Regions from separate parts of the Mus musculus genome. Here regions 1, 2, 4 and 5 are each linked to region 3. The links are chromatin loops, found by intact Hi-C in ENCODE. Cell type or tissue: gastrocnemius. All regions are shown on one strand. Each heading gives the region's core, and the rest is flanking DNA. Links, peaks and the distances in the headings are about the cores only. Region 1 holds the start of Gm30009 (a long non-coding RNA gene). Region 2 has its middle 66 kb from the start of Gm30158. Region 3 holds the start of Kcnj2 (potassium inwardly-rectifying channel, subfamily J, member 2). Region 4 has its middle 170 kb from the start of Kcnj2. Region 5 has its middle 28 kb from the start of Gm39445.

Region 1 (6,465 bases), core at 432-5,431, 530 kb before region 3:
TAACTTTTGTGAGAATAAAGGTGGTGGCTGGTAATGTTAAGGAAACAGTGTTTTCTGGCACCATGAGCTCCAGACACTTGCAGCAGTACGCATAAGGTCTTGGCAACCTCCAGCAGAGATCAGAGAAGGTGGTCAGGCACCCCTCTCCCACTACCAAGGAGCTGTCAGCATTTGATAGCTACTGGAAGATGCTTCCTTCCATGTTGTGAGCCTGGCTGGCTCACTACACACTACAGCAGGCCCCAAACTAGCTGGGTAACAAAACCTGTACTTGGTGGAGAAAGAAGAAAAAAAAATAGTAATCTCAAAGTTGGCATGGCAAGAAATGGGAGGATCCAGAGAAGAGGGAATGAGGGTGGGGTATGCTCGAAAGAAATGGTATGAATTTCTCAAAGAATTAATAAAAATATTTGCAAAAACAGACAAAATGAGCCTGTGAATGTTATTTTTTGGCTTATCTGTGCTTGAACACAAAATACCCATGATTCTTTGCACACCATTATGGGATAATGTCAGCTGAGATATAGCTTGGTAATGCTAACACAAGATGGATAATTATTTCAAAACAGTGAAAGCAGATGAAATAAGCGGAGAGGGCATCGGCATGGACACCACAAAGCAGCAGGTCCTGCTTCGGAGCCATGGAGGATGGGCAAAACTCTGTCTCCTGGAGCTACGAGCAGCGTGATCTCAGACACATGCAGCATTAGTCAGGGTTCTCTTGGGCAACAGAACTCAGCATGAGTCTGTACCAAAAGGGATTTGCTAGATTGGGTTATGATACCATCGGGCATCAGGATAATAATACTAGCTATTTAGAGGGCTTGTGAGTATCAGATTATATGTCCATAAGTATAAATACTCCATACCGCGATGTGTTTATCTAAATATTGTCTTTTGGTCACCTGAATGCTTTTTCCAGCAGATATAATTAGATAAAAATGCACATAAAGAAAGTACAGTTAACAGCTTCAGAGATGAAGGCATTTCATTTCAGACCATCCAGCCCATTGTATCACAGCAACGCTTGCCTTTTGGTTGGCTGACTGTGTACGAGTGTACAATTGAACCTTATCTTAGAGCCACAGTGTTTCTAGTTTTCAGTTGGGTATTAGATCACAAATTTTCTCTCTCTCACTTATGTGAATGGCAAAGCCAACATTTCCCTTCTGTGTACACCATTTTAAGAGTTGAAGATGTGGCCACTGCAAAACATCAAACTTACTGCGCATGTGCAAATATTTTCATTTGGTGTGTTGGGATTGGAGTATGCTACACAAGGAGAATAAAGAGCAGATGACATAACTTTTAACCAGGCTAGGCTGCAGAAACCAGGACGATCTTTCAGTACGCTTTAAGTGTATTGTAGTGCCCCAGGAGGACAGAAGAAGGTATTGACCCTCAGGAACCGGGAACTAGAGTTATCGGTGGTTGTGATCCACTCGGTGTAGGTAATGGGATCCAGCTGTGGCTCATCTGCAAGAGCAATAGCATCCCTAACAGCTGAGCCATCTCTCTAGCACTCAAGATAATTTTAAACGAAAAATCCTTCTAATTTGTCAAATACTAGAGAAACTAAGCCACGAGGACTTGAGATTTAAAAAGCCATATTCCTGTTGTTCTTCTGAGTATATGTCTGTCTTAGTTAGGGTTTTACCACTGTGAACAGACACATGACCAAAGCAAGTCTTATAAAAAACAACATTTAATTAGGGCTGGATTACAGGTTCAGAGGTCCAGTCCATTATCATCAAGGTGGGAGCATGGCAGTAACCAGGCAGGCATGGCGCAGGCAGAGCTGAGAGTTCTACATCTTCATCCAAAGGCTGCTAGTGGAAGACTGACTTCCAGGCAACTAGGGTGAGGATTTTAAGCCCACACCCACAGTGACATACCTACTCCAATCAGGTCGCACCTATTCCAACAAGGCCACACCTCCAAATGGTGTCACTCCCTGGTCCAAGACTATACAAACCATGACATTGTCCAAATGAAACAGAGGTTGTTTGGTGCCTTCAACTCTACTCCCTATTTGTCTCTGGGGTCGTGGATACATTTTCTATTCCTTCTGAGTCTCGGCTTATTTCAACTTGAACAAGTAGAACACCGAACTGTGCTGGGGAGGTGAAATGCGGATAGTAAAGATAAGAGGGAAGCTAGGAGCTAGGACAAAAGTTGGATGTGGTGGGAAGTGCTATTATGTATGTAATCTCAGAACTGGAGTCAAAGGCAGCAGGTCCTTGAGGCTTCTTGGCTTGTTAGTCTTAGCCTACTTGGCAGGCCATGGACAAATGAGAGTTGCCCCATCACCAAGTACAGCAAAGATAGCTGGCTCTCTAGAAATGACCCTAAGGTTAACTTCTAAACTTCACTTGCACCTGCCTAGACATATACAAGAACCTGCACAATCTCTCCCTCTCCCTCTCCCTCTCCCTCTCCCTCTCCCTCTCCCTCTCCCTCTCCCTCTCCCTCTCCCTCTCCCTCTCCCTCTCCCTCTCCCTCTCCCTCTCCCTCCCCCTCCCCCTCTCCTCCTCTCTCCCCCCCCACACTTGTGTGCACGTGCACATAGAATTGAATACTGTCTAGCATATAGAGGTGGTTCTCATGTTACTCATTGCTGCCGATATAAAGCCACGCATACAGTGTTCATGTTATTCTTGCTCCATAACATTTTGATGTATTAAGAAAATATCATTTCTCTTCAAAAGGAAATATCAGGAATGATATTGCTATTAATGCCATTAGACATTAGAACAACTTAAGAATGACTCATATAATCCTCTTACATGTAACGAGGCATGCACCTCTGCTGACACCCTTGGGTTGGGTGGAGAGACCTCACAGCTCCATGACCCAGGTTTACGCAGCTAAAAAAAAAGGGGTGGGGGGAGTCAGACAGAAGGGGCTTATTCTCTTTTGTATTTACATTGCAACCCTGCCTGTATTCTTCTCTGACTTCTTGACCTGGAAAATATCTTTTTTAAAAATAACATTTATGTATTTATTTTATGTATATATGACTACACTGTAGCTGTCTTCAGACACACCAGAAGAGAGCACTGAATCCCATTACAGATGGCTGTGAGCCATCATGTGGTTGCTGGGATTTGAACTCAGGACCTCTGGAAGAGCAGTCAGTGCTCTTAACTGCTGAGCCATCTCTCCAGCTCCAGAAACTGATGTTTTAAGTGGATCACTGAGTTCTGGTACTTTGGGTGATTGCAGTGTATATCATCCTGCAGATTCTTGGATGGTCTGGTCTGTACTCACCACTAAAACTGTACTGGCACGGGGTTCTGAGTGTCACGTGATGAACAGGTGCATTCTAGGGAGCACGGGGAAGATCCCCTGGAGTTCAGGTCTGGGCAGGCTTTGGAGTGGCATCTTGTTTCACTCAATTAGGGTCAGAAAGAATAGAGGCTTGGTCTTGACCAGAGCTCAGCAAAGGGAGTCTGAATAGGACGTGGACGGTGGACCAATGAGAGATAATCGTGGACGGTGGACGAATGAGAGATAATCGTGGACGGTGGACCAATGAGAGATAATCGTGGACGGTGGACCAATGAGAGAGCAGGGGGGAGGAGCAGGCAGTTCCAGTGACCTGTCTGTACCTGTGCATACTTGGTATTATTTGTGGTAAAAAAAAATGTTGGTGTCTTAGTTACTGTTTTATTACTGTGGAGAAACACTATAACCATGCAATTTAGGAAAGAAAGCTTTTAACTGGGGGCTTGCTTACAGAGGGTGTGTCCATGATCATTGTGTTAGGAAGCTTGACTGCAGGCATGTAGACATGAGCTATGCAGGCATGGCACTGATCCACATGCGGGAGGGAGGGAGGGAGGGAGGGAGGGAGGGAGGGAGGGAGGGAGGGAGGGAGGGAGGAAGCTTGTGCGCACTCGCGCACGCACGCGAGATCGCTCTACACGTGTAGAGACACAGAGAGAAAGGGATTGGTTTTGTTGCTGAGCTGGGCAGACAGAATCAGACAATGACCACATGGAAAGTGAAGACCAAGAAGCTTGGGAAGAAAAGATCCCTGGTCATATGTTTGTCACCTTCAGGAACCTGTGAAGAAATGCGATGGGGGCAATGGTAGCTTTGTCCTTTGGGACTTAAGGTTGGTACAAGGGAACTCCCCACCATTCCAGTAGCAGATGAAAGAATCAGGCCCAGTGACTACAGGAGAGGGCTTTATTCTTTAAGGACTATGTCAAATACCGACCCACCATCATTCAGAAATGCAAGCATATCTTATAGCAGAATAAAATATGGTAGTTCCCCCTTACCTGTGTAGTCTCTTTGGTGGCTCCAGTTGCTCACCATCCATGATGGCCTAAAAACATTACACAGAAGCTTGCAGAAGAGAAAAGAAATAAACTTAAGCCCCCTCTCCCCCAAGCTATTCTTCAAAGTAGCATTATAAATCTCCAGTTTTCCATCCCATTGGATCCACAAGTTGGAAGTTTATTCAGTGTGCGTCTGTGGTGTGTATTCACTTGGAGTCATTTAATAGTTGCCTGAGTTATCAGCTCAGCTCAGTGCCTGCACCTTTCGAAGTAGCCTGATGTCACGTGGGCATTATAAGCCGTCCACCTGACTCTACCTCCTCGGATAGACCTCAGCACAAGAAAAGAGTTACTGTAGAATTGTATTATATTTTAAGAGAATGTGACCACATTCATTTAATTTTTATTACAGTATATTGCTGTAATGTAATGCTTTTAGTGTTAGTTAATGATAACTAGTTAATTCTTTGTAAATTTAATTTATAACATAAGCCTACTATCGGTATATGGGTGCAGGAAGAAACATTATATATAGGGTTTGATCTATCCCACCATAGTTACCGGCATTCACTGGAGTTTCCCCCACATATAAATGTGTGTGGGAACATCTGCACCGGTTCAGTTCTTTTAACATGTTTCAGTGACTGTCATAATGTATCTAAATTGTCCAGCATCTGACTGGAAGTCTGGAGAGTGAGGCAGTGGTGGTTGGAGGTGGGGCTCAGTCTGCTAAGGACACAGTCTTGTCCTGGGGAATTAGGGGAGACAGTTTTGCAGTCTCAGATGGTCTGGCAGTTAGTTAACAAACATCTCTCATGGTCAGAGGAAGTTAGTGGAAATGTAAAGTTAATATCTTTTGCATGTGTGTAGCCGGCTCATTCAGAGTTAAACGATGCCAAATGTTCATAGGAGTGTGTGTGTGTGTGTGTATGGGGGGGGGAGGGAGGAGTTGGAAGGCAGGGAGCGGTGGGAAACTGTGGATGGGCAAAGCTCCACACACACTCTCCATTTACTCTATAGCAATCCATAAAAGGAGGTTGGGCATTCTCCTATGGAAAGTTCAGAAGCAGATGGAAATATTTTATGATATATAATACTGTAACATGAATTTCCACTTTCTTCACAGGGGCAAACATAACGGGCTCTGCATTAACTTTCCTATGTCAGCAAAAATTCCACGGCGAAATGGCGGTTTATGTGACCTTTTCTCGAGGCTCCAGAAACAACTGCCTGATTTCCTGTGCTTCGGCTCTTCTCGTTATATTTCCAAGGTCCAGGTCTGTTGCACATAGATGGTTGATAATCTCTCCCTTTGCTAGCAATTCAGCCCCTTTGGCAAAGCGTCCCCCCACACCCCCAGCCACTCAGCGGATCATGTTTTGATGAAAGAAATGACTGAATTCATAGGAGATGGATAGCTGCCTCTAGATCTTGTTTTTCACACAGCTCCTTCCACGTCAGATTGTAAAATTGTCATTCGTAAGCTGTCCTTATATTGAAATCTCTTACTGCGAGCGTAGCGCATCCGTAGGCAGCGTTGCCAGCAATTATAAATACAGTGGAATAGTTGTATGCACCATTTTCCCCGACCTATGAATAAGGAGGACTGTCTTCACGTCAAACAACAATGAATATTCAAATTCATTATCCAAAGAATCACTTTGCTGGTCCTCAGCTTTCCGCAGGCCCTCTTGCAGGTCCTCAGCTTTGTGCATGCCCTTTTACAGCAGCTTTGCGCATGCTCTGTTACGTGGCAATCACTGAGCTATATGCGTCAACGGCGTTGGTGCCCCTATGCCCATTCCCTCAGGGTTCTGGCTGGTGTTGAGTACACAGCTACGCGGATCATTCAGACCAGGGGGGCTACCACTGTCTTTTGACTCATCTCTGGCTTCAAAGGGGCTATGGCCTCACAAAGTTAAGTGAAAATTGTGTAGTTTGTATGAATGGCTGTTTTCTTAGCGAACCTTTTGGGGTAAGATATTGGAATTCATTTAAAAGGCTCAAATCTGTGACTTTTTACTACTTATACATTTTATTAATATGTTCTGTCATGTATACAGATTACATAACTGAATATTTATGGCCTAATAACATATAAACATCCTCAGCAACTTCTCCACAAAGTAATAGATTTCTACTCACCATCTAAATAATCACTGTACTTATGTTCCTA
Region 2 (6,465 bases), core at 662-5,661, 380 kb after region 3:
TCCAATGCAGGAGCAGAGCTCTGTGTCCATTGCTTCACATCTGTGCTTCTGGTCCTGTCATTTTCTCCATTTGAACTTCCTGCCCCTTCTTAGTAACCAAATCATTTTCTCTGCATCCAAATAAAGTCTACAGTTTGGCAGAATGTGTTCTGGGCAAAGAAATCAGATCGGAGACAATGAGAGAGGTGAGAGAGAGAGAGAGACAGAGAGAGAGAGAGAAAGAGAGAGAGAAAGAGAGAGAGAATGGAAACAGGCTAGAGAGAGCTAGGTAAGTTTAGGACCTCAAAAGGCATTTGGCCATGAGAGTGAGAGTTTTTATTAGTCATTTTAATAGCACCCACCTCCTCCTATACTTATGTCTAGCTTCCTTAAATATAACTCTTATGGGGAGCGGCTTTATGTTAATTGGCTTCCTCCATATGTTAATCTTGACCACCCTCCTCTCTTACCTCTCCTCTGTCACATTATCACAAATAGGGCACACGTCCTGGTCATTGTGCCCCTTAAGTAGTGTCGTGTGTGTGTGTGTGTGTGTGTGTGTGTGTGTGTGTGTATTTGTAGTTTATCCCTTTTCACTGTGCTTTCTGTGTTATTTACTTTCGGTATTTTAAGCAAAAGGAATTATATTTCAAGGATCATTACCACCTGGTAAATATCCTCTATCTGAAGTTAGCAGCACATGCTAACTCAAACATTAAAGGGCAATGATACAAACACTAAGTTTAACTTTCCTACTCAACATTGTGTAACACTGAAGAGAAATTAGCTCATTCATAGACCAAATATCAGATCTCACAATTCTAGGGAACATGGGCTTCCACCACTAGCACCTCCTCTTTCTTAAAGACAAAGAATAGTTTCCTCCTAGTTGGATACAGGGCTGTAATTAGTCCTAGCTAACTGAAAGTAAGCAAAATTGCTCTGTCCAGTTCTTGAAACATATCCAACAGAAGGAAACAGTTTTGTCATCCAATGTACAATCTAAGCATGGAGCATAAGCAAACATTCTGGGATTTAAAAGAGCCTAAATCTTGTGGATGGTTACCATCCACCTACAGACAAGGATGTAAAGGATGCATGTTAAAGAAGAAGAAACAATGAAAATTAACTTTTATTTTCCTTTTTGAAAAAATGACTGGTGTGAGGCACTGTGTCAGGGTAGTACTTGGCGTGTAAGAATGGGGAGCTGAGTTTGAATATCCAGCTCCATGTGAAAAGCCAGGAGAAACAACAAGTGTTGTATGTAACCTCACTGATGGGCAGGCAGAGCCAGGACAACCTCAGGGGCTCACTGGACAGCCAAGCTGGTCAAGTTCAGCAAGAGGTCTTGCCTCATAACATAATGTGAAGAGTGACAGAGACATCTGACCTTGACCTCTAGCTTTTACATGAATGCGTGCCACCATGTACATGTGTGCCCCTCCCCACACACAAATAAATAACAATAACACACAAATAAATAAACAATCCCCAGGGGTTTAAATTTGTATGGCTTATCTTTGAATGTTATTCTGAAGTCTCCATCTGAAACTGGACTGTCCAAATGACTCATTTGCCTTTGATCTTTCTGGATTACAGTAATGTCTCTTGCAAAATCTCTGTAGGTCCAGGTGCTATATATGATAAGGTGAAACTTCACAGTCCTCTGGGCTCTAAAATCTTCTGTCTGAAGACATCTGTGGAGTTGACATTTTCCCCCCTCAGGAGTTAAATGGAAACCAGACAAAAATCAAGTCACTCGAATATAGCCACTGTATACTGTAAAGTGTGTCTGTGTGTCTGTGCGCATGTCTGTCTGTCTGTCTGTGTGTTTGCTCGTATGTCTGTGTCTGTCTATGTGTTCTTGGACAAAGGCAGCTATCTATTTACCTACTCGCTGTTGGTTTTTGTTGTTTATTCACACTGGATGAGAAATTTTAACAACTGAAGAGTTGATGTTTCCCTTAGAAACCAAAGTGATAGTGTATGTGATAGACTTGGAAGGAAGATGTTCAGGAGAACTTTTAAGGCATTTGTAAGCCTTTCAATGAAGGTGCTAGGAACTGAACTCAGGTCCCTTGCAAGATCAGCAAATGTTTTAAAAGCACTGAGCCACTTCTCTAGCCCCCAGAAACCGGAGGATTAAAGATGTTGAGCAATTTTCCTTGGTTATGCAACTCCGAACTAAATGGTGAAACCAAACTCAGACCCAAACACGTTCTCCTTCCTCTCTCAAGTGCTAAAAATACTTACTCCAATTCTGATATCTCCAGAGGATGAAAATGCAGCCTGGACATTACCTAAACAGACGTGTCATTGGAAAGCTTACCCTAACAATGGGATCCTGGCTTCCTGGAACACTTCAGTTGTTAAAATGCCCCTTTGAAGGAAGAAATTTTTCTCTTTAGTTTTATGCCAAAGGTAGAAGAAAAGCCTGCCTTGCCTAGGGCGGTGAAATCACTTCCTTGATAATTTCTACCTCTGAACCCTTCTCCTCCAAAGACTTATATCTTATTCTTCTTTGTCAAGGACAAGGTACAACTTAATGCCTTTCCATGGTTGAATGTGTTAGGTCACTAGAATTAGGTGTGTGGGTGGGGTAGGATGGTACTGAGCATATTGAGAAGTCTCTGTGATGTCTAGTGATGTGGCTATGTAGGGTATGTCTAGCTATGAATCAGGCTGTCCAATGAAAGATAACTAAAGGAAAATATTGAGTATAGTTCCTTCAGAGTCCTCTCTGTGTACCTAAAGCATAGATAATCTGTGAATATAGATGGGGTATCCAGGTGATTTCAGAATGAAAGAAGGTGTTGTTAATAAAGATAAGGTGTGGAAGTCTGGCCCATGCAAAGCAAAAGAATATGCTTGCGTATGTAGGTATGTAACATCTCTCCACTTAGATGTCGCATCTAAAGCAGTATGGCCAGGGGAGACCTTATTGAATATTTTGTACTTTGGGAATTAGTTTGCTGAAATTGATTGCTTAGATTTTATACATAAATCTGCCTTAAACACGTTTAACATGCTGTGTTTAGCATGGAAGCTGATGCAGACAGGCTGTGTGCTCAGCCTTGGGTTTTCCATCCAGTGGGACTATTTACCATCATTGATTGGGTTACTGGCTGAAACAGGCCTTTAAGTCCTTTGAAATGTGATCTCTTTCGCCCTCTGGTGGTTATTACATTAAAAAGTTAAGCAACGCACTGGATGGAGAAATCACAGCATAACAAATACTCAAATACTGGGGTCCCAGTTGGTGTAACCTTTAATTAAAAGCTACAGCCTTTGAATAAGAAATAAAAGCATTTTGTCCGTTTGCAGACTTCTGGGAAGTCAACTGTCTGCAAGTTTTCTCCACCAGGGCCAGGAAGTTGCCCACGCTGCTTTTGTAAACATAATATTCAGAGATCCCAGACATTCTGGCTTGACTGAAGAGGACTGCGCAGTGTTACATTCTCTCTCAGTATTTTGCTTGAAAAGCTTGCTGTGACTTGAAGGGGAATTTTGGAGAGAATGTCTGAACCATGCAAAGACTGCAAAGGGGTGGTTATACAGTAGTGCACTGAATGATACCTGGCCAGGCCCTAACCGACTTGTCTGCTTTGCATTTTGTTGTGTCTGGGAGACAGAAAAGGAGACTAGCCATTATCATGCGAAGCTATCATTAAATTATGTCAAGTGCCAGTTGGTGAATGACACCCACCTGCAAAGAAGAATGCAGGAACAAAGAGACACTTCATTGAAGGTCTTAGCTAGGTTTTAGGTTGCACACGGTTAACCTCTGATTCAACTGTGCATGAAAACAACACATGTTTCCTATGGTACTATCTTAGCTTTCTTTCTATTGCTGTGATTAGACGTTGAGTGAAAGCAACTGTGGGGCCTGGGGATTAACTTGATCTTACAGTTTACAGCCCATCACAGAGGAAAGCATTGGGAAGAAGTCAAGGCAAGAACCTAGAGGTAGGAACTGAGGCAGAGAGCATGGAGGCGTGCTTTTTACTGACATGCTCCCCATGGATTCATCTGCTTTTCTTATACCACCCAGGACTACCTGCCCAGAAGTGACATCACCCACAGTGAGCTGGGTCCTCCCATACCAATTACTGATTAAGAAAATACCCTACAGATTCGCCTACAGCCAATCTGATGGAGGTATTGTTGCAATTGAAGTTCCTATACTTAGTTAGCTCCATCATATATCATGTTAACAAATATCTGATTAAGACGTTTGACTTCTCGTTAACTTGGCAGACTGGTATATTGCTATTAAACTATAAACTTGCTTTTTTTGTAGTTTATCACCATGATCACATATTAATATCAACAGCACAATATAAAACAGTAGTTTTAAAAGTCTCACACTCTTTAAAAGTTCATTCAGACTATGTAATATACATATATATTTAAATATATTTATAAAAATATATAAATACTTAAATATATTTAATACATCCAGTTTCTGGAAGGCCCCAAAGTCACCTAACTATTTATTTTATTTAACCCATAAAATAAAACTTAGATTATATATTTTGTATTTCAAAAAGGAAAAAAAAAAAAACAGGCCACATATGAAACCAAGCTTCAACAGTGTGGACCAAACCCTGAAGCTCAACATCCGACATTTACTATTCACTCTGAATCTTCTGGGCTCCAACAGGCTTTGGCAGCACCCCTCTCAAGCCCGGCAATTCATGGCACACATAGCTCATTGGATAGGCCTGGGCTATCTCTACATCATAGCTGCTGCTATCCTTCACAGTCATTCCATAGACTTGGCATTTTCAATATGCTGGAGTATTCACAAATTTTACCTATACCAATAATCTTCTGGCTACTCTTTAGGAACACCAAAATTGGCACATTTTGCCAAGCTTCAACTTCTCTCCATGACCCCTTCAATCCTAGGGTTTCCACTGCATCGGAGGCTTCTCCTTCACCAATGGACTCTCATGACGCCAAGCCTCAGCTTCTCTCCATAACCCCTTCAGTATCTCAAAACCAGTGTCACGTTGGAAACTCGTGTGTGTGTGTGTGTGTGTGTGTGTGTGTGTGTGTGTGTGTGTGTGTGTGTGTTGTGTGCATGCGCATGTGGTATTTTATTTACTTTTTTATCAACTATTTGGAAATTTTACATAATGCACACCAATAACATTCACTTCCCAGTCCTCTCAGCTCCACTATCTTACCTTTGTACCCTCCCTGAAAGTGAAGAAGGAAGAGGAGGAGGAGGAGGAGGAGGAGGAGGAGGAAGAGGAGGAAGAGGAGGAGGAGAAATGAACACATTGACTAATTTGTGTTGTCCATATATACACTGGAGCATGGTTTGCCCCTGAATGTGCTGCCAGTGCAGCTGCACAATTGCCCTGGCTTTGAGCAATAGAGTGATGTCCAAGATGGAAGATGGTTCATTTCCTGGACTGGGCCTATGCAAAAGCCCTCCATGGTCTGTGCTACTCCTGGAGACCATGCTGGTATCCATGATCCATGCTACAGGCTGCGGTGATGCCCAAGGTCCATGTTGGGTGTTCATGGTCTGTGCTATCCCTGGGGAGACTCTTACACATTACTGAGTAGCCATATGGTACCCATACATGAAATTCTCAAAAATAAAATCAACAAAGAAAGAATCAAACGAAAACAATCACCATGAAGTATCTTCAATTCCTCATATTCCAATATGTATTTTCCTGGGCACTCATATTTCTGTATCACAAAGGAAGAATAAATGAAGGAAAGGGGGCAAAAAATGGATGAAAGGTGCAAACTTGGGAGAGGTTAGAGAAATGACAAGAAAGAGGAGGGAAGGAGAAACACTTAGAGATACACTGGGTTTAGTTGAAGATAGATATATTTGGTATTCTTTTTCACATTTAACTCAACATAGGCCCTGACAGATACTCAAGTTAGAATAAATAATTTCTAATTGAACTCTTTGCTTGTAGTACAGGGAATAAATTTCTCAAAGAAATAATACAAAAGACTCACCAGGCTTGTATATAATTGTTAGCACTTTAAGCATCAAATTTTGATTGAAAAGTTTCAGACCCTTGCCAAGTCTGATTTCATTTTCCTAAGTAATCAAAAATTATCTTCTCCTTTCCCCATCTCATTTTATGTACAAGTACATAAAATTATTAATAAGTCCTTTCTATGTTATTCTCAATGACATGTTGTATGAAGAGGCAAATCATGTTAATTCCTTTGTTGTTTTGCTGAGTATCCATCTGTCCTGGTATCTATTTTTCAACATCAGTTGTATTATACATGAGCACTGATACACACACTCAAGCTAATTTATTATAACTACTGTGTTTACATCCACAGAATTTTGTCTGCATGCATGTGCATACCATTTGTATGCCTGCTCCCTGGTGAGTCAGGAACTGGGCATCAAATAGCCTGGAATTAGAGTTATGAGTGGCTGTGAGCTGACATGGTATGAGCAGAGGTCTGTGCTTGTAATCTCTGAGCTGGATCTCC
Region 3 (6,465 bases), core at 704-5,703:
CTCTTGTGATCCTTTGCAGCAGGGTATTTGGCATGAATTTTGCTCATGATCTCCTTCCATAGTGCTTGCTTCCAGGGATTCTGGATTCAGGGTGACATGGGACATAATAGCACCAAGAACCTGTGCCATAGTCTACTTATCTCGTGGTGGAAAGAAACAGAGGCAAAGAGATGGGAGGCCAGCTAGGTAAAGACGACCTGATCCATGACAATGAAGTCCCACCTTCTAAAGATTTCCCTACCACTACCTAAGGACAACACCTTCTGTGTATGAGCTGTGGAGGACATCTCCAGTTGAAACTATAACCCTGTGCCACCATACAAGCCATTTGTTTGTTTGTTTAAAAACAAAAAGAGTTTCTATTTTTCTGACTCGTTTCATCAGAGAACTGACTTTTGAGGAGACTCGCAATTCACGTACTTGGCTATGTGCCACGTGACTGGACTATCGAGATAAAATGAGGCAATAACGCATTTTGGAAGCCCACCTATGGGTGGGTGTAAACAAGCATATGGGAAATGTTTTCAGTAGCATAAGTGGAACAAAATGAACTGTATGAGAGGTAGGTTTGGAGTGTCAGTGAGACAGTCAAAGAGCTATACAGTTGTGAGAAAATATTCTTCAACCAACCAGGTTTCAGTCTTATAAAAAAGCCATGACACAAGATGTTGTGTTTCCGGGTGTGTGAGACATGGAGAAGCATCTCTGCCATGAAGCTGCGCAGACAAGGCTTATGGAGTAAATTCGCTCTTTCAATTCCTTTGAGTAGACAGAGGCACTTAGTGAGGATGTAATACTCAAAATTCATAATTAAATTTGCAATCTCATCAACATTGAGGGAGTGGGCATCATGGGCACTTGAAGATGGGGGTGTTAACACAATCAGGCGATGTAGTGGCTATTCCTGGTTGTCAACGTGACTATATCTGGAATGAACTACAATCCAGAATTGGAAGGCTCACCTGGGACCCTAATCTGGAGGCTGGGAGATAGAAGTTTCTGACCTGGATCTTGGTATGGAGATCTTGAGGCATAGTGGCTATGGATTCCAGAAGATTAAGACAGGGAGTTCAAGATCATCTAGGATTAAGGTGTGGTGGCACACACCTTTAATCTGGGCTACACCTTCTCCTGGAGACCAATGTCCTTATTATATAAGGACATTGGAAGAAGGGAGTCTCTCTCCCTCTTTTACCTGCTTGCCATGTGGGACTGAGCAACTGCTAGATCCTTGGACTTCCATTCACAGCTACTACTGGCCATTGTTGGGAGTTGGACTGCAGACTGTAAGTCATCAATAAACTCCTTTACTATATAGAGACTATCCATAAGTTCTGTGACTCTAGAGAACCCTGACTAATACCGGTGACAAGTTTACCATTGTTCATATGCATCTTTCTTAGCATCCTCAATACCAATATGTGACAAACATTTTTTCTTATGGGCTTCTTTTCCCCCAGTGTTGGATCATTTCCAACACTGTGTTTGTTTGTTTGTTTGTTGTTTGACATCTAAAAAAATTGAAGGGGAAAAGGAGTATTGTTTCTTTGACTAGGTGCTGAGTAGGTATCTTAAAAGTCTATCAATAAAGATCAATATAAAGAATAAATATGATCATAATGATAAGTAATAATGATTAATTTTCAAAGACAAAGGAGGTTTCCAATAAGGAGTCTATATAATCTTTTGAAGTGCCACTTTAGGTTGCTTTGTCTATTGCAACTCAAACTAATAGTCTATCATTTATATTATTATTATTATTATTAATTATTATTATCATCATTATTATTATAGTAATTTATTGGTTCTTAATATGGAATATGTGAAAATGCTAGAAGTTGTTGCTGATATTCTCATGACTGCTGTATGAGTTTGAACACATATGGACAGTGGGCATCTATCTGCATGTCTTTCTGTCTCTTCAGGTAAGAGTGAAGGAAAGACTTATGCTCCTAGTGAGACAGTCACTCTCTGTATCACATGGCCATACACAATCAGCTCGTCTCATCCAGAGTCTGACTAATATTGGAGCTAATATTATAGATGGTTGCCGTGGATGGAATCAGTAAGAGTGTAATTGTCATTTCCTTGGAAAAATTTAATCCACAGATGGATCCCAACAATCAACTGCCACAATATTCAAAACTAATCTCTGTCTCTCTGTCTCTGTCTCTCTGTCTCTCTCTGTCTCTGTCTCTGTCTCTGTCTGTCTCTCTCTCTCTCTCTCTCTCTCTCTCTCTCTCTCTGTGTGTGTGTGTTTGTAATAAATAAATCCTAAATCAGCTAACAAAGGTAGACTGACTAGAGAAATCTGTTTCCCTCACTGCTCCAGTAAGTGCATATTTTTACCCAAACCCTGATGCTTTGGCAGAGTAGAGATTTCCAAATAGGGAAGAAAGTGAAAAGCCATTTATTAATTAAAATGTTACGTTCTTTTTCTTTTTTTAAATGCAGGGAAGCTAGGCAAGTCTATCTATCAAATGCTGAAAATGTTTTAGTCAAAATTAAAATCCTTCATGTTTGTTTAACTAACAATGAAGGGAAATCTTCTATTCAGACTGGAAAGCTGCTGTAAAAATCTAATTTTCCTGAACTTTTTCCTTCAAGATACCTGCCTTGTGGCCTGTCACAAGGAGAGGGCTAAGAGTAAAGTCTGTGGTAAACAGAAAGACTAGAGTTATTACTTTATCTACCTCTACAGCAAAACTTACACAACCAAACAAAACCATAGGATATTGTGTTCATTTCTTTAATGATCTTCCCGCTCTATGAAGCTGTCTTGGCCTGGTGCTTATTCATTTTACTAAGAGTGAACTATTTAAGTAAAACAACTGTAAACTAGAAAATACTTCCTTTCTCTGGGTAGCTGGGCTATTTCTAACAGAGATCCTAACCTGTGGGGGCAGGGGTGGGGGTGTTCCTATAGTTTGGAAAACTCTTCACCATCTACTTAGGCAGTGAGTCACAACACAGAAGAAAGAAAGGAAGAAAAAAAAATCAATGAGCTGTTAACTCCTTTTCTATGCCTTGGTCAAGGAAGAGTTAACGTTTTCCGTCTCTGGATTCATTTCGCTTCAGGCTACAACCTGGGTTCTAATATAGTCATCTTTGCAGATTTAACCCAAGCTATTTATAAATAATATATGACTTAATATATGATAAAGAAGACTTTCCTTGTGGGAAAAAATATCCCATTATACAAGGGCTTAAATGGCAACCCTCAGTATTGGGGCTTGATGGGGATTCAGCCTCAGCAAATGAAATGCCATTTGGATATCAAAAGAGTCCCAGGGCTTTCATGATCCATTCTGCACCCTCTTAAGTGTATTGCTCATGCTAGGAAAAGAGGCAGGCTTCTTAAGGTAAAATGAAAATCTATGCACATTTCACCAGCACCTCCTAGGGGCCAAGTGCGGATGTGGGACTAGGAGGTGGGTATCCACTCAGCAGCTCAGAACGGCTCCTTTCAACACTCGTACACATAAAAGTGTGCCCTGCTCCTACCACCTAGAACGCGAAATATTTTGTAGAGGTTGTTTGGTGACTCAAGGCAGTCTTTACGGGCTTAAGTTAAAGGTAGGCAGATGCTTTGGGGTGCTTGAAGCATATTCATTAAACCGGACTGCAAAACTCCGTGGAAGATAAAAGACTCCTAAACGCATCATGTCATTTTAAAAGCAAAGCTTCGCTACGATACCAATGTACTCAGAGATAACATGCACCTGCTTTACACACTCAGTGGAGAATTCATTTATAAATTGTCAGGATGCAGGTGCTAACCGAGGCTGGTTTTTGAAGGTCTGCAGTACTCTTGCCTGGTTGCTGGGAAGGAGGACGGGGAGGCGCTGGAGCGAGGGCAGAGCTGAGAGTCTGTAGGAGTTGCTGTTCCAGAGAATTCATTACTCTCTAATTGTTCTGGTTTTACATGAGCAGAGCTTGCCGGGCGGTGGTGGAGAGAAAGATCGAGGGCGAGGGCGGACAAGGCGAAAGGAACCAGCGGCTCCCTCCCTTCCCCCACACATCCCAGAGAAGTCTAGGCGCATTTTTTTTCTTTTTTTTTTTTTTGTAAGTAATTCACCATCATTTGCGAGGAGAAACGGCCCAGTCAGACAAGCAATCGCTAGCACATCTAAATTTTGCAGGGTATTGAGTGCGGGTCCCGGGACCCTTTCCAGGTTTAATTTAAGGATTATCCGCAAGCTGCAGTTGAGTGCTCTGTGGGTTTCCACAGTCTACAGGCTGGAAAAGGGCTGGAGGGAGACGCACCCCAGTGGTTATTTATTCCCTCCCTGCTGTAGACGTCTTTCCCAGGCACTGACACCTCTCGGGCCCTTATACAGGAACACGTACAGCCGGCCTCCACTGTGGAAAGAAACCGGGAAGTGTGGGTCTCACAGAACCCAGTAGGAAGCTTTGCCCAAGGCCAGGCTGCAATTAGGCAGCCGCATGGAGGCTGAGCTTCCCACCTGTTGCTGTACCCTCTGGGCCGCGACTTCCTCCTCCTCAGCCCAGAGCTGGACTCTCAGACCAGGCTAGGCAGCTGGAGGAGGTAGAGGAAGCCACAGCAGGTTCCGAGGCTGGCAGAGCCAGGGTCCGCGGGTGTAGAGATCCTCCTCCTCCTCCTCCTGATGGCGGTTCCCGGGGCGGGGGAAGCGCAGCCACGTGCGCTCCGATTGGCCAACAGTGGGCAGAGGGCGGAGCCAACAAGGCCGGTTATCACAAGGACCGCCTCCAGGCTATCGCAGAGCGCACTGGAGCCCTGGCCAGCGCGCAGCCTTCCCAGCACCGGCAAGCAGTGTCTTGGGAATTCTCACTTGCTTCGGCTCATTCTCTTTCACAAAAACCACTGGATCTTACATGCTTCTGTAATCCCCACTTCCACTCCATGTCCCCATGATCCTGTACCAGCAACAGGTAAGGGCTTCTGTGTTTTCTTCCTGTTCTCTTCTGGGTTGTCTGTGTGTGTCCAGGGCAATGAACTTGCTCCACAGTCCTCTACCCTACAGCTCCGGCTGCTCCGGAGGTGCCCAGTTGTCAGGCTGCTGTTAATGCTTTCCTCCCGCAAGCTTTGGAGTCCCGGCTCATTGCCTATATAGTTTGTGTGCGCACCAGAACATCCTCAGAGCTAAAAATACTGAGACACGCTTGGAAGAGTTGAGCAATAGAAACAGATTTCTCTGCAGCATCTGTTTGTGCTCATAACTTCCAATGCACCAGCTGTAGGGAGATATTGGGTTTAGAGTCAAGCGCGAGCCTGGCGTGGATTCTTCCTCTTATTGCGGGTGAGAGGGAGGAAGAGAAGGAGACTGGGGCTTGATCGGACCAAGAGACTTAGCACTTAATCTAGATCCTTGGTGTTTGGGGAGGGGGAGTCCTTGCTACAGATACAGCACAAAATTCCAGAGTGAGCTTCTCAAGTCTCAAAGTTCCTTTGCTGAGAAAAAAAGGAAAAAAGTAGCAGCCAGAGTTGGATTTTAGCTTCAAGACCGCAAAACTTTCCCATCCGATGTCGGTCTCCCCTAAGTACTTTGCTATTCTTAGTAATAATGGTGTAAATTCCTCATTTGAAGACAGTGTGGTTTAAGGGAAGCAATGATCGAAGCAACTTGATTCAGGGAGGAAAACGACTGCATCATAACTAGTACTCCTATGACAGTTGAGGGAAAAACCAAGTTAGGAAATGGGTAGTCGCACGTCCGTCTGCTTCAGTCTGTCAGTGGAGATTTGGATGAGGTTATCCATTCTAGAGATTTTCACAAACTCCGAAGATACCTGGCAGTAAATAAAGGCATTGCTTGAAAACCTGTTTTGGTTAAGCACAGAAGAGAATTAATATATCTCCTTTAATCATTTGTTGTCTTTTCCTATTAATAATTAATAGGCAGTCGTATTTCCTCTTGGAAACCAGCTCTGTAGGTGCACTGTGAGCTACCATTACACTTGTCTTTCTCTTCTTACCCACATCTAAGGGTTTTATTTTTATTTTCATTACATAGTTGAGTACACACACACACACACACACACACACTCACTTCCCAACGCTCAGGAGAAAAATAGGTTACTTCAAGTATGGTGGGAACAGTGACAGTCAGGGTCAAGGTCATCTCAATTTGTTTTGTGCCTCTCACTTCATATTGTGGTATTTATTTTGTTACATGATTGACAGCTGTAAAGGATCTTGTTTTGCATTTTTGTGAAATTACTTAAACAAACAAACAAGCAAACACAAACAAAGCAGTCAGCCCCTTTCAGACACTCCTTGTAGAAACTCTCTGGCCAGCTGTCTTTCTTTGAATTCTGAGTAGTTTAGAAGCTTGTCCCTCACCCATCTTTACCTGAAGGGTGGTACCATTTCAAAACGTTTAAAAAGATATAAATTCTTGTTTGCTAAACACAAGTTGTCCTTGACATGTACACATGCCTAGAGTTTGCCACAAACATTGCTGTGTCTCAATGTTAGAGGCA
Region 4 (6,465 bases), core at 451-5,450, 170 kb after region 3:
TACAGGGGAACGCCAGGGCCAAAAAATGGGAATGGGTGGGTAGGGGAGTGGGGGGGGGGTGTGGGGGACTTTTGGGATAATATTGGAAATGTAATTGAGGAAAATACGTAATTAAAAAAAACAGAACTCTCTCAAAGAGGCATCCATGACTTTTATTTATTTTCCCAATGCAGCATAGGCCAAGCAAACAAATAAGTGTTCTTGGAAGAGATTGCTGACATGAGGACATTTGCAGTGCTTGGGTATAAGCATTTAACATCTGCATGCCTGCTGCTCTTCAAACCTTCTAGTCCTTCAGTAATGAAGTGTCTTGACATATTGAATGCCCTTTGTGGTAAAGATGATTATATTTCAGATTTTTAAAGTCTGCTTAAGTGGACTCTATCTAGCACAATTGAACAAGATTTTCCCACTAAGCCACTTCTCCCAAGGAATTAAAATTTAGGGGCCCATTCATCTCAAAGGAAACTATGTGTAGCCTACTCCCTCTTGCCTCACAGTATTTTCAAAGGCGCTCAGCAGGAGAATTAGTAGCCAACAGCCTGTGCATGTTCTTATACAAGTGTCCAATATTCTAGAAGTTAATAGTGGAGATGACTTACTTGGAGAAGTCTTTGTTTCATGTAATCACTGGTTATGAATCTTGTGTTATGATCCCTATAATTTTTTAAAGATATTTCTAACAGATGTGTTTTATTTCATAAAATAAAAACCGAAAGTGAAAGACATCAACAAGTATTACCCCACGAATTTTCTTTATGTGCTTTCTTATCTCTTGGTTAGCTAAACTACAAAAAAACAATGATATGAAAATAATCATAACACAAAGAAAGCAGAAAAAAAAAGAAAACTCAATACAATAAGTATTCAGCTCTATTATTTATGTCATAAAACACCATAAAATCCAAGGCTTAAATCAATTCAACCTATCTTACTGTTTAGAAGTTTGGTGAAAGGAATGGAATTTTGAACTATAATTGGAGTATATACAAAGGCTATTTTTTCTAAACTGTCAGAAAGGGGGAGGATCTGTTGTCTATGTCCCTCCTTAGTCCAGCTTATGGATCTAGCTACATTCCTCAACTTGCCACCTTTTCTTTACCTTCAATGATTCTCAGCCAAACTCTCTTAGCCCATTTACAGTGTCTGTTTTTAGTCTTCCTTATGTGGACTCCTTTACCTTCAGTGATTCTCAGCCAACCTCTCTTATCCCATTTATAGTCTCTGTTTTTGCCTTTCTTATGTGGACTCTTGGAGTGATGTTGGGTTCATTCTAGTCCAAGGTAATTTCAACTTTCAAAATCCTCTATTTGATTGCACCTGCAGAGTCCCCTTTCCTATGCTGTGTGGTGCACTCAAAGATTCCTTGGATCAAATATATCTTTGGGGATTATGTTTTAATCTTACCCATTATAAGTTGGTTTTGATCCTTTTATACTTTATAAAATTTTGACTAGTATTTAATCCTTGTATAAATTAAAAAATATATATCAAGAATACTTTGTGAAGCTCCTATTCAAACTCGGTGTCTAAGAAGTTTTCACTTTTATCCCAAAGTTCATTACTTGTCTATTTAATATATGAGCATTTTGTCATTGTGTACGGATTACTGCATGTGCATGTTTGGTGCCTTAAGAAGAAGAAGAGGAAGTCATATTCCCTGGGACTTGAGTTACAGATGGTTGTGAACTACCATGTGGGAGCTGGAAATCAAACCCACATCTCCTTCAAGAACAACAAGTGTTCTAAACTTCTGAGACATCTTTTGAGCACCAAAGTTTAAAATCTAAAATGTTAATGAAATGAAATGTGTAATATAAAATATTTGAAGATGCGCAGTGTATGTCTTTGACCCTAATAAAAGTAAATTATAGCACAGCACTGGTATCTGTAACACTAAAAGAAACCACAGAAAACTAGAGAAGAAGATATTTCTGGGTACAGATGGTTCCTGGAAGAGAATAGACATTTCCAGCTAATGGGTAGTTTGATCTGTAAGGAGCAGCAGTAGTAACATTGTGCCAGATGACTAAATCAGACTTGCCACTGACCTTGGCACTAAACTCATGGCCTTTTCACCATTGCCAACTGCTGTATTTTCTTTCAACCTAGGAGATAGTGATATCAATATAAAACCCAGGAGAATCTCTTCTACACATCCTAGTATACAATTCTTAAAAATAACTAAGGGGTTTTACACTTGTGTGTGTGTGTGTGTGTGTGTGTGTGTGTGTGTGTGTGTGTGTGTGACGCTAAATGGCTTCGAAACATCAAAACATCCTTTAAGTGAATAGCAAATTCTTTCTTGAATCACCTTTTGTATTCATTCCATGTATACCAAAGAATGGGGAATACAGGAAATATCTATGTTATGTAGGAATATGTACTTTATGGATATGGAACTCAGAGGGTGACATCTGTGGCATGGGTCAAGTAGAAGTGTGGTTAAAGGCATGCGAGTGTCTTCTAACATCCTGTTCATACCTAGTTAGTGTTAAAGAAGGCTTCATAACAAGGTGTGGCATGGTTGAGCATTACAATTATCTCTTTAAATGGGCTATGGGAACCCAGAGAACAAGATAGGTAGAGTCAGGGTGACATTATACAATCTTACTTTGATTGTCTAAGAATTAGGAAATGTTTTTCTAATGCAATTGTGCATCAGGAGGCACTGGAAATAGGAAATCTCTTTGACCAGATCTTGTACTTATGAAGACCGTTTTATTGAGGAATGCAGGTAATAAACCTCAGAGCAGCTCTTGCACCTTCATTTGGAAACTTGGGATGTTATTTTCAAAATAGCAAACAGGTATTCTCTATTTCATGTTTCTAGAACATGTGTAACAGAAGAGAACTGTTTTTAATGGTGTTTTTAAAATGTATTTTTATACTGGGCAGTGGTGGCGCACGCCTTTAATCCCAGCACTTGGGAGGCAGAGGCAGGCGGATTTCTGAGTTCAAGGCCAGCCTGGTCTACAGAGTGAGTTCCAGGACAGCCAGGGATACACAGAGAAACCCTGTCTTGAAAAACAAACAAACAAACAAACAAAAAGTATTTTTATCTATCCGTTGAGAATTTCATATTCCTATAAAACTGACTACGATGATGATCCTACTCATTCCAGCTCAGACTTAGCCATACCGTTCACCATGATCCTCTTACAACATGGCAATGGGTGTGTGGTCATCTAATAGAGCTTGGAGCTACACAAGACTATCAACAACATGTGTGTATGAAATGGGCTGAATAGGTTACATCTCTGTGTGCTTCTGAATAAAAGGAGTTCATCTGTTGCTAAAAGAGTAATATTGAGATTTACTACATTAGTCACGATTCCCTAATGGAACAGAATTGATAGAATGAATATGTAAAGGAGATTTATTACTGTGACTTACAGATTGTGGTCCAGAGAGTCCAACAATGGATGTCTCCCAATGGAAAGCCCAAGAATGTAGTAGTTGTTCAGTCCACGAGGCTGGATGTATCAGCTGGTCCTCAGTACACATTGGAATCATGAGGAAGTAGCCTTTAGTGGAGGAATAAGCTTGTCAAGAAGAGGGAAGATAAGCAGGCGAACAGCTAAAGGCTTTTCTCTTATTACTGCATATTGGCTGCCCCCAGAGAGTGAAAACCAGATTTAGGGTGGGACTTCCTACTACAAATGATCCAATTAAGAAAAATTTCTCAAAGTTGTAATCAGTTGCTTGGGTTTAAATTAATCCCATTTGTAGTCAAGTTAACAACCAGGAAAAGCCACCCCAGTCACTCTTAGTGTCATTCTGTTTCCATATCTATTGGGGACTAGGTATAAGCATGTTTCAAGTATAATTTATGTGCAATGTGATTTTAGCTAGCTTTTATGGAAAAACAATTTTTCTTAGTAGCTAAATATGTTATACCCTGTGCTTTGAAATAAATTACTTTAATCCATTGAGAAATATTTTATTATTTCTTGAGACTATAATACAATTATAGTTTCCTCTTTCCCTTCCATATATATATATATAGTAGATAGATAATATAGATATAGCTATGAATAGATATAATCTATGTATAGGAACAGTGACACTTTTTCTTACCTTTTGTTGTTTTAAAAGTAAGGCATTTCAAAGAGAAATATTTCACATGAACTGGACAGGCACAAAAATAGTAGCATAATCAACAATCATACAAAATAAATAAGAATTGATATAGTCAAGTCTCTGAAAAATATCTGGAAGTGTGATGGAACAATATACATGTGTTCAAGTTCTCAGAGAATATTTATTTCAAATTGCTTCCCAGCATGAAAAGGGCAGTGAAGCTGCTTTCAGCTACGAATGTCATCATGAAATTCAAGGCTGATCAAGTCACTTCTGCTTGCTTCTCTCAGGCCAGTTTCAAATGCCCTTACAAGGCAGCACAGCCAGTATTAGGCTGTGCCCTCAATGATCATAATGCTTTTGAAAATATCTCTGTGTAATTGCCAAAGATACACTAACAAAGACTCTGGCATAAAATTAAGTTTCTTTATGTAGGTGGATAGTGACTGTAGGTAGTCAAAAATCTAGGGACAGCTCCAGGCCATGTCATATGAAGTTCCTGAGTCTGTTTGGATACTGATTTCAATAAGAATGTCAGTCGTGTCCATTTAAATGTGTCAAGTGAGTTTAAAAGCAAGTGAGTTGTTTGTAATAATGGCCGCCCACTTGACTTGTACCCTAAAATTTGGATGATATGGTGTTTATCATTCTAGTTTAATACCTTCAGTTTTCATTTGGTCCATCTCATGGACATTAGAGTATAGCCCAGTCTACTTTGGTACAGGATTTAGGGAATAGCATGCTTCTAACTCTGTAAGTTGAGAATGGAAAAATTCTCTTCTTTCTTATGTTTCTCATGTGTGTGTGTAAGTGCACAGGCTTGTTCATCTGTGCTTCCAGGTGTGTTTTCTGTGTGCAGTGTGTCCCTGCACTATCATGACTATGTGTAAGGTTGATATTGGATGTCTTTGTTGAACAGTCGTTATTTATCAAGGCTGGATCTATCACTGAATACAAAGTTCACTAATTCCAGAGAGTTCATCTTGGCAGCTGGCTCCAGGGATCTCATGTCACTGCCTACTATGTACTGAGATTACAGACCATTTGCCATGACTGATCAGATTTTACGTGGACTCTGAACTCTGTCTTTTATCCTTGGGTGGTGGTAACTACTTTATCCACTAAGCCAACATTCTAAGACTTTTTTTTTTCCTACATGATGCCCAAATAGCCATGGCGAGGGCAACCATGCATATTCTTATCCAGATGTATTTTCCTTACTAGATGAAGATGGGTGAATATTAGTTTTCTGATAGGTCTGTAAAAAATATTTTAAAATTAAATGATCACATACTTTATCAGGCTAAAATTAAGTCTGTGAACTAATTGATGAAATATCTCAGACTCTGGCATGAGATAAGGTGTGCAGAAATCTTTTGAACTCCTTTTAAAAAATACTTATAAAATTGAAGACAAACTCTCGCCTGGCTGTTCCTCTGATTCATGTGTCTCTCCCGAGTCATTGCTCTGCCCATGCAATAAACGACTGTCATTTAAAATTTTTATGAGTCCATCAATTAGATGTGAGAACAAAGAAGCAAAGATTAAAATGCAAATCTAACAGCTCTAGGTGTGTGCTGGTTCATATCACAGCAAGAATACGAGGTCAGCTGCCATGGTAGCAGAAAACCATTTGAGACATATGACCTGCTTTTTGAGGAGAGTGTGCCAAGTGGAGTTCTGGAGCAACAAACCATGTTTCTCTCGCTCCTTTTCTAGGAAGTTCATTAACTGGGAAAAGATTTACAAAGAAGTGAAGGGGAAGGGAGAAAGACAATCGAATGCTTAGCTCTCTCTCTCTCTCTCTTCTCATGACTTTTGTGTAAACTTCAAACAACTGGCCAGTTCCAGATACTTTTCTGTCTGGAGAAAAAGCTTAATATTTTTATACATGCCAGGTAGGTATTGTTTCATGGATGGTAAATATATCCAGATTCAGGGATCAATAATTATTTTAACATAGTGATGATGAAGTTTTTATATATTTATTATTATTATTATTATTATTATTATTATTATTATTATTATTATTATTATTACATCACACTTAAGAGGTCAGAACACAGCCCAGGGAAGACACTATATATTGCTGATTGCTTGGCCCTTTCAGAGCTTCACAGTCTTTAGTCATACAAGAGAGGTTGCAGCTATGTAACAAGTCAGGCAGAGAACACAGTCCTTTATTAGGTCACCTTCAGATCATAATGAGATCCTGGTGGCATTTCCTAAAATCAAGGATGGGAAAAAATAGTTTGCATCTCTCTCTGGTCATACCTGGACTGTGTACAAAGTGTGGAGAACGCATGTGCCTCTGGGTTCTACTCTCCTGTCTCCCACGAGTGAAGTAAATCTTGAAATGTAAATATGGAGTTTTTAATACAT
Region 5 (6,465 bases), core at 835-5,834, 700 kb before region 3:
GTCCTTCCGTTTACAAGGCAAGCATTTTTTTTTTTTTACCCACCTGCTGATTTGGTTTCTCAGTCCTTACCAAAACACTTCATGTGCTGTAGTAGTGAACTTTCATGAGAACATGCTGTGGAGATGGCCTCTTTGGTAGTTTGGAGGGCATCATCCTGAGTGAGGTAACACATTCACAAAGGAACTCACACAATATGTACTCACTGATAAGTGGATATTAGCCCAAAACCTAGGATACCCAAGATATAAGATACAATTTGCTAAACACATGAAACTCAAGAAAAATGAAGACTGAAGTGTGGACACTATGCCCCTCCTTAGAATTGGGAACAAAACACCCATGGAAGGAGTTACAGAGACAAAGTTTGGAGCTGTGACGAAAGGATGGACCATCTAGAGACTGCCATATCCAGGGCACCCCATAATCAGCTTCCAAACGCTGACACCATTGCATACACTAGCAAGATTTTATCGAAAGGACCCAGATGTAGCTGTCTCTTGTGAGTCTATGCCGGGGCCTAGCAAACACAGATGTGGATGCTCACAGTCAGCTATTGGATGGATCACAGGGCTCCCAATGGAGGAGCTAGAGAAAGTACCCAAGGAGCTAAAGGGATCTGCAACCCTATAGGTGGAACAACATTATGAACTAACCAGTACCCCAGAGCTCTTGACTCTAGCTGCATATGTATCAAAAGATGGCCTAGTCGGCCATCACTGGAAAGAGAGGCCCATTGGACACGCAAACTGTATATGCCCCAGTACAGGGGAACGCCAGGGCCAAAAAAATGGGAATGGGTGGGTAGGGAAGTGGGGGGAAGGGTATGGGTGACTTTTGGGATAGCATTGGAAATGTAATTGAGGAAAATATGTAATAAAAAATATTTTAAAAAAACATTGATCAGCACTGTGATCTCAGGAACGAATTAGTAATGTCTGTGTGTAGTTAGGATGGCAATACAGTTTTGTAATGTATTTATTTCTGTTCATGCTAACTTCATTATTTCGCTTATTTGCATGGTCTCAGCCATGCCCTCAATAAAGAGGGTTGACAAATCTGTAACTGTTAATACCCTCAAACATCTTCCAAAGGCAATACGTCCCCGTGTTTGCTTCCTACTTCCTTTCTGGTGTTTTGTTTGTTGGTTTGTTTATTTTGTGGAGCTGGAGATTAGCTCTAGAGTCTTTCATATGCCAGGCAAACAATCTTTCCCCGGGAACCTCCAGAAGCTGCCTAATTGTTTTAAGGTTTCAAAGTCATTATGTCCCATACATAAATTATCGCCTTCCCGGAAACTGCCTACCCTCCGATGACAGGATGTCTTTTCAGAGTATTACTCTGCAAACTAGTGATTATATTACCAATAATCTGAAGCCATAATAGAGGCTGTGCTGGCTAGGCTTATGCCAACTTGCCATACAAGCTAGAGTCATCTAAAGAAGGGAACCTCAGTTGAGAAAAAGACTGCCATAAGATGCAGCTGGAAGGATTTTTCTTAATTAGTGATTGATAGGGGAAGGGCCCAGCCCATTGTGGTGCGGTTCCCTGGGCTGGTAGTTCTTGGCTCTATAAAAAAGTAGGCTGCAGTGATGAGCAAGCCAGGAAGCAGGATCTCTCCATGGCCTCTGCATCAGCTCCTGCCTCTAGGTTCTTGCCCTGTTTTAATTCCTTCAATGATGCAGAGCAATATCGAAGCATAAGCCAAATAAATCATTTTTCTCCCCAACTTGATTTTTGGTCATAGTGTTTTGTCACAACACTAGAAGCCCTGACTAAGACAGAGGGAGGGCTGAAGAGATTTCTCAGTGGTTAAGAGCACAGACTGTTTGCCAGAAGACCTGAGTTTTCTTTCCCGAGCTTAAGTTGGATGGATCACCACTCCAACTTCAGAGGGTCTTATGCCCTCTTCTGATGTGTGCACTCACCCTACCACCACCACCCATGTATATACATAATTACAATTAAAAACACATCTTGCCGGACGTGGTGGCGCACGCCTTCAATCCCAGCACTTGGGAGGCAGAGGCAGGTCGATTTCTGAGTTCGAGGCCAGCCTGATCTACAGAGTGAGTTCTAGGTCAGCCAGGCTACACAGAGAAACCCTGTCTCGGAAAAAAAAAAAAAACACATCTTAAAAACCAAGCCAAACAAACAAAACCAACATAATACAGGCTAGAAAGATGGCTCCACAGTTAAGAGTACTGGTTACTCTTAACCAAGATTCCCAGAACTCACTTGGTGGCTCACAACTGTCTGTAACTCCTGGCCCAGGAGATCCAATGCTCTCTTTTGGCCTCTGAGGGCACCAGGCACAGATCTTATACAGGCAGGCAAAACACTCATACACATAATATAAAATTAAAGGGAAAATTAAATTAAAACATAACAGAAGGGCTAACTCAACCTACTTTTTAAAACACACACATATATTACACACTTTAGATTACAGTACAGCATTTTAGCTTAATGCATTATACATATGACATAGAAATATATGTACATATATGATACTCCATTAAATGAATGCTAGCTTATCCTAATACGTGCATACATTAATTCCCTATGACAAATACAAAACCTTTAGAGAAATCTACCGATTGACTTCTTTTTCATTCCCACAAATAACAAGACAGCCACATAGCTATATCTGAAAACATTTGTTTTGTGTAAATACATGCCCACATTTCCTCTATAAATATATAACATTCCCTGCTAACTCAATTCTGTCACTTTTTGTGTGCTAGACTATAATTTCATATCATGTCTATATAAGAAAACAGATTATAAAAAAGAAACAAAATAAGAGAAAAGGGAAAACAGTTTACAACATCAGATATTTGTTTCAACAATAAAAACTATTTACTTATCTTTATGTTTTACCTGCCTGTTTATGTGCAGCACATATATATGTGTGTAATGCCCATGGAGGCCAGAAGAGGGTGCCAGAGCCTCTGAAACTGGGGTTCAAGGTAGTTGTGAACCTCCTTGTGGATATTGAAAACCAAACCCAGCTTTAAAAGCCAAACCCATTAGCACAATATAACTGCTTTCAACTGCTAAGCCATATCTCCAGCCATATATTTTGAAATAATTTTTATAAAAATGATATTTTGCCGGGCAGTGGTGGCGCACGCCTTTAATCCCACCACTTGAGAGACAGAGGCAGGCGGATTTCTGAGTTTGAGGCCAGCCTGCTCTACAGAGTGAGTTCCAGGACAGCCAGGGCTATACAGAGAAACCCTGTCTCTAAAAACCAAAAAAAGAAAAAAAGAAAAAAAGAAAAAAAGAAAAAGAAAAAGAAAAAGAGAAGAGAAGAGAAGAGAAGAGAAGAGAAGAGAAGGAAAGGAAAGGAAAGGAAAGGAAAGAAAAGAAAAGAAAAGAAAAGAAAAGGAAAGGAAAGGAAAGGAAAGGAAAGGAAAGAAAAGAAAAGAAAAGAAAAGAAAAGAAAAGAAAAGAAAAGAAAAGAAAAGAAAAGAAAAGGAAGAGGTCTCAGCCGCCACACCAGGGCTATCCTGGGACATCCTTAGAGCAGCGCTTTGCCACCTTCCAGTCAGAATAAGAGATTATGTCAAGATGCCCTGCATCAAGACACCTGCCCTGCCACGTGTGGCACACCCCTGCTACACATGACAATGAGTGTGCACAGAGTCATCTCCGCTCTTCCAGGAGGAGTCGGCAAGGAGGACACTGCCCAGTATTTCTTCAGCAGAAGGAAGACCCCCCCAAGTGAGAAGCCTGGCCCCCTTCTTTCTGATAAAAGCCTTACCATCATCCATCCCATGGACTGAATCTAGAAGCAACCCAGACCTATGGAGGATCCCCACTCCCACCCCCACCCCGTAAGGGAAACAAATGATATAAACTATGCTATCGATCATCCGTGGTCAGTCTCAGAAACTAGGACACCTACAACAGCCAGCTTCATTCCGATCTGAATGATGGGACCTGTCAGTGCTGCATGCCCAAGTTCAAGTCGAGAAAGTCCTACGGACCATAGGTATGGACCCTCTGCCAGCTAAGCTGTCCTATGACAAGTCACATGGCCGAGGGCGGCTACTGAGTTGGAGAATGGGTAAAAGTCTCCGGGTGTGTTGAACACACGGAATGGGAGGGATATTGTCCCCACTAAATAAGATTTTGCTCTTCTCCCACCCTCTCACCGCCCCCCACCCAAAGATAGCTTGTCTTGAAATGACTGCCTGGTCTGGGTGGTTTAACGAAGCCCATCATTTAGCCACATTTGCTTACAATGGGCTCCGCTGGGGCCCTTAGTGCGAGACGTGGCAATGCTCAGGGGCCCGCCGCTAGTGAGCATCTTTAAAAGATATAACCTTCATAGCAGCTCTCAGAGTGGGGCCAACGTAGCCCCACAGAACATTCCATACTTCTTAGTTATTAAATCTAGAACCTAGTAAATGTGACTATTCTGTAGCTGAGCCAATATATCCCAGCGTATCGTGGCTTCAAACTGGGCTGTACCGTTTCCGCACTGTTATAACTAAGATAGAGTATGTAAGGTTTGCCAGAGGCATCTTGAATTCCTTCAGTTTAATTTGATTCATTCATTTATTCAACAAAATATTTGCTTACTACCTACTGCATACTTAGCCACACTGTACTAGATGCTAAAGAGGTAGCAGAAAGGCAGACACAATTCTAATGATACAGAGGGGGGAAAAAAACATTAAAAATGTAGGAGCTGGAAAAATAGCCCAGCAGACAAGTAGGGCATACTGTTCTTGCAGAGTAGCAGAGCTTGACCCCTAAGATCCACATCTGGAATTTTATAAGCATCTTTATGTAGCTCCAAGTCCAAAGGATCACACGCCCCCTTTTGGCCTCTCTGGGTACTGCATTCATGTATGCACACACCCACACGTCATCATCATCACCACCATCATCACCATCATTATAATTTTAAAAATCAGACTTTAAATAGGGGCTGGAGAGATGGCTCGATAGATAAAAGTATTTTCTGCTCTTGCAGTGAATCTGGACTTGGTTTCCAGCACCTGCACTGTATAATTCACAACTATCTGTAACTCTAGTTCCAGGAGATCTTGAAGCCTTCTTATGGCTTCGCTGACACCCACACACATACACTCACAAAATAAAATAAAATCTCAGAGCCCAAACCACGTTCCTGCCTTTAAAAAGCGAGGTAGATGCTTGGAATGTAAGCCAACCAGCTTATGGAATTTTGATATTAAAGATTAAGACTCTGTAATATAACCCAATGCCCACTTTGCCTTGGTTTACTGGGTGCCGTTTAAATGACAGATGACAGGCTATGGTTTGGCCCTAGCTAGCTGTCACTTCTTCAGATAACCAGGTGCGTGTGTTGTCTGTCAAGAAAAGCCCTCAAGAACTCAAGGACGGTTTAAAAGCAGCTTTTCAAGAATGGGCATGCGCAGAAGATACGATCCTCCCACATTTTCTTTCTCCCCAGTGCAAGATCTACCTGGAAAGACAATCACCGAATGTTGGAAAAGTCTGTGCCCTTGTTAGCACAAAGGATTATTTCAAGCCAAGCAAACATTATCCCAAAGCTAGGCACGCTCTGTTCCAAACGACGATTGCGACATCGTTTTCCCTGTTGATCAGGTGTGCCCTAGCCTTTGGGTCATTTTGGAGAGCCATCGCTCCCGGGCCTTTGGACTGAGATCAAGTGAAGAGTTAAGCGACCTTTCTCCAATACTCTAGTTGACTGACCATAATCAAAGAAGAACTGCCTTCCCCAAATCACATTGGGCATTTCTCAAATCGAACAAGGGGCATCAGTGGTATAAGTTTGAATGGAGCTACTTCAGCTGTTTGGCCCAGGGTCCTTTGCCTATTTTCTTTGTCATATTCAGAATATAAAACTGAATAAGCACCGCAGTAAGTCTCTAGGACTGCCCAACATCGTAAAATATTTACATGTTGCCGGGTGCCCTGTAGCAGCAGCTTAAGTGAGAAAAAAATAACTTTCCTCTTAACACAAATTTGTTACATAGGAGTCAGATGGGAACATGATGGCACTTTTTTTGTTTTGTTTTGTTTTGTTTTGTTTTTTGAGACAGGGTTTCACTATGTAGACCTATGGGGCTTGGAATTCACTATGTTAGCCAGGCTGGCTTTGATCTCAGGGAGACCTGCTTGCCTCTATTGCATGAGTGCTGGGATTAAAGGCTCGTGCCCCTGAGCCTCGCCCATGATTGAACTTTTAATTGAAGTTTTGTAGCACTCTGTTGGATTAAATGGCAAGCACACCCTTAGTTATACAAAACCAGCTTTCACATCTATAATTGAATTTCCTTGATAATGTATCTTTAAGGCAGAGGAATATTTTGACTTAATTTAAAAAGAGAATGTCAGTTGATGAGTGTATCTTCCCAGAAAATGTCTCCTTGCATATATATTAAATCAAATTATTAGCTCAGTACAAAGCTTACAGTTGGAAAACACATTCATAATTTAAAATG

Evidence for each region. Peaks named below come from ENCODE experiments on the same cell type or tissue, not always from the same donor. Only the 100,000 strongest peaks of a DNase experiment are listed, where the experiment ranks them.
Region 1: a loop joins it to region 3, with 3.0 times the contacts of the local background. A loop is called at or near these places in 18 of 42 quality-filtered maps.
Region 2: a loop joins it to region 3, with 4 times the contacts of the local background. A loop is called at or near these places in 18 of 42 quality-filtered maps.
Region 4: a loop joins it to region 3, with 3 times the contacts of the local background. A loop is called at or near these places in 2 of 42 quality-filtered maps.
Region 5: a loop joins it to region 3, with 2.6 times the contacts of the local background. A loop is called at or near these places in 8 of 42 quality-filtered maps.

The regions. Positions count from the first base shown.
Region 1 is chr11:110,529,821-110,536,285 of GRCm38, forward strand. It overlaps Gm30009 (a long non-coding RNA gene), which reads right to left and starts at 3,568. Exons shown (of 2, transcript XR_389105.4): 1 at 3,271-3,568; 2 at 2,652-2,867. Gm11682 (predicted gene 11682) reads left to right here and starts at 3,884. Exons shown (of 5, transcript NR_166811.1): 1 at 3,884-4,120; 2 at 5,416-5,566. In gastrocnemius, for the core only: no CTCF peak of the experiment used is centred there; no DNase peak of the experiment used is centred there.
Region 2 is chr11:111,442,834-111,449,298 of GRCm38, forward strand. No RefSeq gene overlaps it. Among named protein-coding and RNA genes, the nearest start is that of Gm30158, 66 kb to the right of the region's middle. In gastrocnemius, for the core only: a CTCF peak has its summit at 3,147 (motif pointing left); no DNase peak of the experiment used is centred there.
Region 3 is chr11:111,061,421-111,067,885 of GRCm38, forward strand. Kcnj2 (potassium inwardly-rectifying channel, subfamily J, member 2) reads left to right here and starts at 4,744. Exons shown (of 2, transcript NM_008425.4): 1 at 4,744-4,914. In gastrocnemius, for the core only: CTCF peaks have their summits at 3,405 and 4,722; DNase peaks (open chromatin) are centred at 3,414, 3,898, 4,672 and 5,004; H3K4me3 peaks cover 2,553 bases; H3K27ac peaks cover 2,272 bases.
Region 4 is chr11:111,234,888-111,241,352 of GRCm38, forward strand. No RefSeq gene overlaps it. Among named protein-coding and RNA genes, the nearest start is that of Kcnj2, 170 kb to the left of the region's middle. In gastrocnemius, for the core only: no CTCF peak of the experiment used is centred there; no DNase peak of the experiment used is centred there; H3K27ac peaks cover 982 bases.
Region 5 is chr11:110,362,270-110,368,734 of GRCm38, forward strand. No RefSeq gene overlaps it. Among named protein-coding and RNA genes, the nearest start is that of Gm39445, 28 kb to the left of the region's middle. In gastrocnemius, for the core only: CTCF peaks have their summits at 2,935 (motif pointing right) and 4,840; a DNase peak (open chromatin) is centred at 2,938.